2 separate regions of the Homo sapiens genome follow, and region 2 is linked to region 1. Evidence: chromatin loops called from intact Hi-C (ENCODE). Cell type or tissue: mammary epithelial cell. All regions are shown on one strand. Links, peaks and the distances in the headings refer to the core of each region. The heading gives the core; the rest is flanking DNA.

Region 1 (4,582 bases), core at 314-4,313:
ACCAACAAGAAGTGGTGGCCTTTTGTTTTATGAGTTTGAGCTCGTAAGGATCAAATATAACATGGCATGAAAATGAAAAAATAACCAAAAAAATTTGATCAATAAGAGAAGCATTTCTTTACTCAGCTGTAGGTCTCATTTGATTGTTACATGATAATTTAGTTGAGTAGTCCCTACTAAACTTTTATGGCTAGGTATCAGAGATACCTGAAGTCTGAACTACACGAGGTTAGGACAACATATAGCGCAATGACACCAGGTAACTAGATTATGTTTAAAGTGCATGGAATGATTACACTGAGTGTGGACCAAATTTAAATCACCTACTAGATCATAGTGAGGCAGGATAGGCAGTCAAGGAAGTGACCATGTTCTTGGGATGGGGCAACCATGGTGATCATACAGTCAGCACAATAAACCTCAGTATTTGCATTGTAATTGAGCTCATTCAAGCAAAGCTATCTTCAATAGGGCCTTTCCCTTCTAGAGAGCATGCATATTTTGATTTTACCTGTCCCCAAACTGACCCTATGCTCATTATAATAGTAAAAACCACACCCCTGGGTGGAGTTTTAAGATGCTAATGAAACATGCAACATATGAACAAGCATGTACAGTTACTGCACATGTGCACCAGAAGACCACCCAGAACATGCTTACTAGTAACACCTCTTCCCACCTCCTTATGAATCATCTTTTAAAACTCCCAAAAAGGGAGTCTTATGCTTATTCATTATTTCAACATCCAAGCACTGAAGAAAAAACGAATGACACATAGTAGGTGTCTGATATGGTTTGGCTGTGTCCCCACCTAAAACTCCCTAAAAGGGTGTCTCCCTAGTGCCAGTTTTTGCTGTCTCACCCTTACAAGCAGCCTGTCCTGACTTCTTTCTCTCTCAGGGTATACTGTTTATTCTGCACCTAACTTTCAAAATATCTTTATCCATTGTAATAAATTACTCTATGCTACACCTCCTTTGCTGTGTAGCTCTTGTTTAAACTATTTTAAACCAAGAAGAACTGAGGTATCACTTCAGCTGTCAACAATAGTACTTAGTACCTTGTGGGCTCAACATGCTTTCTTAATTTTCATGATTAAAAAGCAAAATAAAAGAGGCCAAAATAAAACTTAAAAAATGATTTTTTTTTTAGTGGAAAAACCAACAAACAGAAAAATAAACAGAAGTTGAAAAAATAAGAACTTGAGATTCTTCATGCAAAGCACTCTAAAAGAAAGACTGTTTCAAATCACCACGAGTAGAAAAACAAAGGAAATAAACTAGTGAAGTGTTAATATTGTGCACAGGAGCTGGGTGTGGTGACTCACACCTGTAATCCCAGCACTTTGGGAGGCCGAGGTGGGCGGATCACGAGGTCAGGAGTTCGAGACCAGCCTGGCCAATATGGTGAAACCCCATCTCTACTAAAAAATACAAAAATTAGCTGGGTATGGTGATGCGTGCCTGTAATCCCAGCTACTCAGGAGGCTGAGACAGAAGAATTGCTTGAACCTGAGAGGTGGAGGTTGCAGTGAGCCAAGATTGCACCACTGCACTCCAGCCTGGGCAACAGAGCAAGACTGTCTCAAAAAAAAAATTGTGCACAGGAATAAAACAAAGACAAAAGAACCATTAAATACATTTTATCTGCTTTAATAATGAAACATTAGACTAATCTTATTCTAAAACATTATTATTATTATTATTATTATTATTATTATTTTGAGACAGAGCATCTCTCTATTGCCCAGGCTGGAGTGCAGTGGTGCAATCTCTGCTCACTCTAACCTCTGCCTCCTGGGTTCAAGTGATTCTCCTGTCTCAGCCTCCTGAGTAGCTGGGATTACAGGCAAGTGCCACCACGCCCAGCTAACTTTTTGTATTTTTAGTAGAAACAGGGTTTCACCATGTTGGCCAGGCTGGTCTTGAACTCCTGACCTTGTGATCCTCCCGCCTCAGCCTCCCAAATGCTGGGATTACAGGTGTGAACCACTGTGCCTGGCCTTAAACATTACTTTTTTGAATTCCCAAATTAATATGTTTAATGTGGCAACTGGAGACATCAGTTCATATAGTGGTTAAAGGCCAGGATGATGCATCTGAGAAAGCAGGTATACAGAATTCACTATATTGTAGCCACCTGAGTGTTATTAGGAACTATTGTGAAGGAAGAAATTAGGACACTGCCTGTAGTTGCAGCAGATTATCAGGCTGATTAACACATAAAGAGGACAGCAGAATACTAAATAGGAGCTCCAGAGAATTAACCTAAGTTATTCATTTACATATTTATCCATGCTTTCATCCACTCATTGACTTACCTGAATTAGTAACACTCCTATAAATTTCCCATGCTTACCTCCACTGAAGCACTTAACATACTGTATTTTGTCTGTTAACTTGCCTATTTCATCTACATGCCATTGCCAAACTCTGAGTCTGGCATATGTTAGAAATTAAATGCTTGTGAAATAGACTTTGTGCATCAAATGAATGTCTTCAATATTTGCATACGTATGCATCCTCTATTCCAAGCGGAATGGAAAGCAATTCTAGGCTCCGCAGGGGATACGCATGAGTTCAAGTTTGTTAGCTTGCCTGTGTGTTTATTATTACATTCCAGAAGGGTGGGGGTCTGTTAAATAAATAGACAAATGCTAAAAAGGAGTAGATGCAATGAAGGAAAGTAAACATGGATAACAAGACACACTAATGCAGGCCTTGAAGGATGGACAGAATTATGACAGGCAGAGGAGAAACCAAGCACATATCTTGCTGAATGATGAGCCTGAGCAAACTCATGGTGGCAGAAAAGTTCAGGCAATGCTGACAGCAGTGAGCAGGCCAGCTTAGTCCAATGAGCAGAGTGAATGCAGGGGTATTCTACAGAGGGAGACAGAAAGGCAGATTATGATCCATGTGCCTGGGGAGACCAGTGAGAGGCAGGGAGGCTTTGGAAGAGGAAGGAGCTCATAGATGTCTCATCAGAGAAACTAAGCAGGCAGGAATGCAGGATAGGCAGGAAGGGAGAGGCTGCGTAATGACCATTTTCATAGACATCTCCTATTTGTCTTAATTTGATTTTTACAGCATCACTGTACTTATTTAAACTACAATATGTCTGTCTCTTATTTATGTTTCTTTAATGGAAGAAAATGTTTCAGTACCTTTCTTAGAGCCTGGCACTTAAGAATTAAATCAACGTTTGCTGAACGACAAAAAAAAAAAATGCTTCAGTGAGATAACCGTAGTTAGCACCCTTTAATGTTCATGTGCTATACATATTTGACCAATTAGTGTTCCAGATAGAAACATACCTTAAAAAACATTGTGTGTGAGGAAACGTTACTCCACCAGCCATTAACACAAGAATATGAACTAAGAAAAACTAAAGTCTAACAGGGGAAATGTGTCAGAAAAAAATACCAATGCAGGTTTTTGAATATTTGAAGGAAAAAATGATTAAATTATGCAGATGAAATAAAAGTCAAAGAAAAAAATTAATGTTTCCCTCTTATTTTCTCTCATTTTTGCATTGTTCTTGTTGAGTCTTACCTTCAAATATCAGATTAATGGAAAAATAATTATAATTGTTTGTAAGTTATTCAGCAGAGATCCACTGAAAATTAATAGATATATAATAAAAATCTCAATGTTGATTTCTTTTAAAGATTCCTATAAATTGCTATTTAATCAGATTTTAATAACAGTATACATAGAACTGATTCTTTAAAGATCAAGATATTGTTAAGAAAAAATATATATTACTTTCATTCTTAATGAATTTCTTGTGTAGTCCAGGTTTTGAGGTAAGAAAATGTTTGTGTCTCAGCTAGGCGTGGGTGGCTCACACCTGTAATCCCAGCACTTTGGGAGGCCAAGATGGGCAGATCACCTGAGGTCAGGAGTTTGAGACGAGCCTGGCCAACATAGTGAAACCCCATCTGTACTAAAAATACAAAAAAATTAGCCAGGCGTGTTGGCGCACGCCCGTAATTACAGCTAATCGGGAGGCTGAGGCAGGAGAATCCCTGGAACCTGGGAGGCGGAGGTTGCAGTGAGCCGAGAGCATGCCACTGTACCCCAGCCTGGGTGACAGAGCAAGACACCGCCTCAAAAAGAATGTGTCTCCACATATTCACATATAAAAATATTCTGAAAAGGCAAAATAAGTGTAATATTGAAGTGAAGACTACAGTAATCTTCATAGCATCTAGCACCAGTTGCCTTGAATAAACTCTACTTAGTGCTCCATACACTGTAAGTCATAGCTTTATAAATTACCTTGGGCTTGCTTTCTACATGCTAACAAACATACCCAAACACCAAAATTAAAAAGTCATTTAAACAGTATAAAGCTATCAGTGGTGAGTGACTTGGATTCAAATTTTAGTTTAATAAAATACAAAAATGAAGTAATTCAGTATTTTTTCAATGATAAGTAGCATAAAATTTAGAATTCCAGCAAAATGGAAAGATGATATACTTAAGAAGACACTTTTTAGATGCAAGAGTTAGCTGTTTGAAAAAAGGGGCTTCCTCAAAGATAAGAAACTAAAACCAAAAGCTGCTGAATAACAATC
Region 2 (4,252 bases), core at 1-4,000, 330 kb after region 1:
CCTGCTTTATGTCATTTGTTTTTGGAGCCACTTCTGCAGTATTGGGCTTGCACTTACAAAGCTATCTCCAATCTTAGGGCCATATCTCACCTTTCATACTTTTTAAAATTCTTTAATAATAAAAAATGTAACACTTTTATTTTATATTTCTCTCTCCCACAGAGGCCAGACATAAAACACTCAAACTACTTGACTAGAGGTGTGAAGATTTCTTGAGAAAATCTATACTGGTTAGCAATCATAGTAACAAATTAGAATTGAATGTGCTAACTTATCTGGTTTAAGGAATATTTTCTGAAAGATTTTCCTCAGTTCCTTATTTTTCTCCCCACACATTTGAATTCACATCTTTCTGGACAAGGTCATTTCAGAACAACTTCTCAGGAAAATGTCATTTCTCCTCTCCCTTAAAATCTACTCAATTTCCTGACCCTGCCTTGAATAGATTAACTCCGTAGTGAGGCTAGAGAAGTAGGTAGGAGCCTGGCCACACATGACCTTACGAGCTATGTTAACAATTTGGGGGCCAAGTGTGGTGGCTTATGCCTGTAATCCCAGCACTTTGGGAGGCCGGGGAGGTGGATCACCTGAGGTCAGGAGTTTGAGACCAACCTGGCTAACATGGCAAAACGCCGTCTCTACTAAACATACAAAAAATTAGCAGGGTGTGGTGGCGGGTGCCTGTAGTCCCAGTTACTTGGGAGGCTGAGGCAGGAAAATCATTTGAACTCGGGAGACAGAGGTTGCAGTGAGCCAAGATCTTGCCACTGCACTCCAGCCTGGATGACAGAGCGAGACTCTGTTTAAAAAAAAAAAAAAAATTAATTTCAGTATTTAATTTAAGAATAAGGTAGACCCTGAATTCTAAACAAGTGAGTGATGTGATCAGATTTGTGCTACAGGTAACTTGGCTTGCTTCTCAAAGAATGGATTGAAGGCTGACAGACTAAAGGCAGGAAGAACTTTGAAGGGGCTTTGGTAGTGACCCATCTGAAAGACTGTGTTCTCTGAATACGGATAGTAGTAAGCAGGGCTGAGGCTATGTGAAGGGATTTAAGAGATATTTAGAAGATAAGCTTAGATGGGTTTGGTGAGAGAACAGAGTAGAATCAAGGAACTTGACCAGGTTTTTGGTCCAGCCTTTACTTTAGAAGAGAACTTGGGAGGGAAAGAGTCCATGACTAGAGCAGTGATGGAGGATGACTTTGTTCTTGTGTTACATTTCAGGTGACAGTGGAGCAACCATATGTGGTTGATTGGACATATCAGAAATTAAGCCTAAGGTGGAAGCTCTATGGACCCTAGGATTTAGGGAAAGCCAAGCCTGCAAGTCTGGTGGGACAGCCTTACAGGGATCTGTGATGCTTTCTGGAAAGTCAATCTAGGCTAAAAAGAGATACACAACTTCAGTTAAAGAACTCATCCAAAAAGTGGGGATGAATTTTTGAGCACCACATGGCTTATGCATCAGATTATCCTCTGGTAATCCCCTAGAAACACACCTAGTGTTTTTGGGTAAAAGGCTCTTAAAAAACTGGAATGACTAAAAACTTAATGTGCATTCCCTCCACAATTTCAGTGGACACTCCATGTAGAAGGCATTAGCAGCAGCAGGTTTCCTGGGACATGAATAACATTCTTTGTGATGAAAAAGCATCAGCCACAGTAAGATGTGCGTTTAGGATCTTCTCCAGTAGATTGCAGTGCCTTGGAAAATTGATGGTGTCTTTAATGGGCATTGGTGGTACAGTGCCTATTTTGATGATGATCACATAAAGGGTCTTAAAAACACATCTCAATAATGCCAATTTGTACAAATATCAAAAAGGGTCTTACTGGGGAAAACCTTACAAACAGCAAACTAGTAGAGCATACTTGATCCCCTGAGCCATTGAGGTCCCATATTGAGCTGTACTTAGGACAGGCATAATTGAAAGGAAACATCATGAAAAAGGCTCCTTGAGAGACCTACCCCAGTAATGCACTACTTAATTATAGGAGCAGGACATGTCTAGACCAGCACATTTCAACAGAAGCTTTCTGATGCAAAAATAGGCTTGTTAGAAAAAGTCTTTGGAGGTTAGTAGCTGTTATTATCAGCCTGTTTATCAGTTAAGCTAACTCTGACCTGCTGAGCCAGCTCTTTGTTAAGCTGTTAGAAAAGGAGAGAAAATGAGCCTCTAGGGTCTTACAGTCTGTCTCTCCTTAATGTTTGTCTATAAAAGATGTACTTGCCACTAAAAATCTTAGCTTAAAGGGAAGAAAGTAGTTGGTGCCACGTATAGACTAGGTCTAAAAGGACAGAAACTATCCCTTATGAGAGTAAAAACTTTAAAAGTTTCCATGAAATAAAGGTGTTGATGTACTGGTAATGCTTCAGAAACTCCTAGAATCATCTGGAAAAAAAAATTGAGGTACATAGGTGATGCAAAAACAAAAACAAGAAACAAACAAACAAACAAAGTAGGCAGAAGATGAGCCAGAGAAATACTCTTTTGTGACTCAGATATGTACAGCCTGAGGAAAATTGATTATCTTAAAACATACATAGATCATAGGTGGAGATACTTAGTTGATCCAACAAAATGGATTTAATATACATATTATATATAAATATATATAAAATAGTTAATTATTATATGTTCCCTCTGCCAATATGTCAGCAAATTTAAATCTGACACTGTTTTACTTAAAGTAGGTGATATCCTGATCATCAAAAGGTGTATTTTAGTTTTAATAGAGAAAATTCAGATACCATGGAAACATTTTTACTGACCTAGTTTTGTTTCTGCATTGTGCCACAGGGAGGAGTAAATATGGAAAACAGAAATCAGGAGGAAAAGGGAGTAATTTGTCTGTTTCTTTCTGTTTTTTGTTTGTTTGTTTGTTTTTTTAACACCACCTCGAGCTCTATATCATTATTTTCTACTTTCCTTAAAGAGTTAAATTATCTCTAAAGATTAGTAACTTACATCCTTTTACTTATAATAGATAGAAACAAGCCCTCAAATTATATATATGTATGAGTGTGTGTATACATTTTTCTTAAATCTTAAATCCTGTACTAACACTGTAACAGACACGAACAAGGGAACCCCCATACCATTTTTCTTCCTCCTCTTGTTCACGAATCACTCCCACTCCCATAGTCATGTCTGAGCAGACACAAGCTACCCAGCTAGACTACATTTCCTTGGCCTCACTTGAGTTTATCTGTGGCATTGTAACCAAATTCTCAAGGGAACGTGAGCAGCAGAAGTATGTACATTTCCATGGTGCTTAATGGATCTCCACTTCCTTTCCTTTCTTTCCCTCTTATTCACTGGTGTATGAGGACAACTGGAGTTGCCACCTTTTAGAGATGGAAGCCACATGTTGAGGATGACAAAGGTGAACATTCCATCTGTCCCTGGGTAGCTTCATGGAACAAAAAGGTTATATAAAAATGAACCAAACGTCTATTCTATTTAAGCGCCTCCATTTTAGGTCTCTATTATAGCAGCTTAGTTTGTACTTTAACTACAAGTATCGAACTATAGAAAATTGTCAACCTACTATAGCACTGTATTAGGAGAGGTAACAGTTCTGAAGTCTTTAGCATGCCTTTTTCATCTAATTTATTCTACTCCAATATCTTTTTAACGTCCACTTTGCCTTGCAAAATTTCAGTAGCTTCTGGGATACCTAGGGTTTTTTGTTAACAGTTAAAACTGGCTGATGTATTTTTAGCTCACTAGGTATTAATATGTATTTTTCATTTTTTTCCTAGTACAGTATTTCTCAGGCCAATTTATAGAAATGAGCCCTGAGGATGCCAGATATTACTGCATTCAATTTATACCTGCTAGAGAACAGAATGATTACACTGAATTAAATCTCCATCATTCTCGCTGGTATCCAAAGATACCCATTCTGACAAGGCTGTGCTAGCTATCATCAAAAGCAATATCTCAGGAAACAGACTTGTAGTGCTATAGGCTAGTCTTGTAAAAAGAAACTTATGCAGCTTTGCAATGAAACAGTCTAAGGCTCTAAGGAATATAATATAACAATCTCTCTGTGCAAAGGCATGATTAATTAGTGTGCTGTAATTCACTATTCCCTTTTTTTCCCCACTAAGATAGTTTCCCCTAGCACATGGTAAGGAAAGTCTTATGTTTCCTGCTGCTTTAGAGAATATTTGCCATCTTAACACTTTCAAGAGTTATAAATCATACTCTTTTACATTGGAATAACCCATCAAGAAGTTAGC

The links. A loop is a pair of places that touch in the nucleus more often than their neighbours do. Peaks named below come from ENCODE experiments on the same cell type or tissue, not always from the same donor. Only the 100,000 strongest peaks of a DNase experiment are listed, where the experiment ranks them.
Region 2: a loop joins it to region 1, with 2.3 times the contacts of the local background. A loop is called at or near these places in 1 of 110 quality-filtered maps.

Annotation. Positions count from the first base shown.
Region 1 is chr7:121,959,589-121,964,170 of GRCh38, reverse strand. The region is part of intron 2 of PTPRZ1 (protein tyrosine phosphatase receptor type Z1); the gene reads right to left. Among named protein-coding and RNA genes, the nearest start is that of PTPRZ1, 89 kb to the right of the region's middle. In mammary epithelial cell, for the core only: a CTCF peak has its summit at 2,797; a DNase peak (open chromatin) is centred at 2,930; H3K27ac peaks cover 2,263 bases.
Region 2 is chr7:121,632,388-121,636,639 of GRCh38, reverse strand. No RefSeq gene overlaps it. Among named protein-coding and RNA genes, the nearest start is that of FAM3C, 240 kb to the right of the region's middle. In mammary epithelial cell, for the core only: no CTCF peak of the experiment used is centred there; no DNase peak of the experiment used is centred there.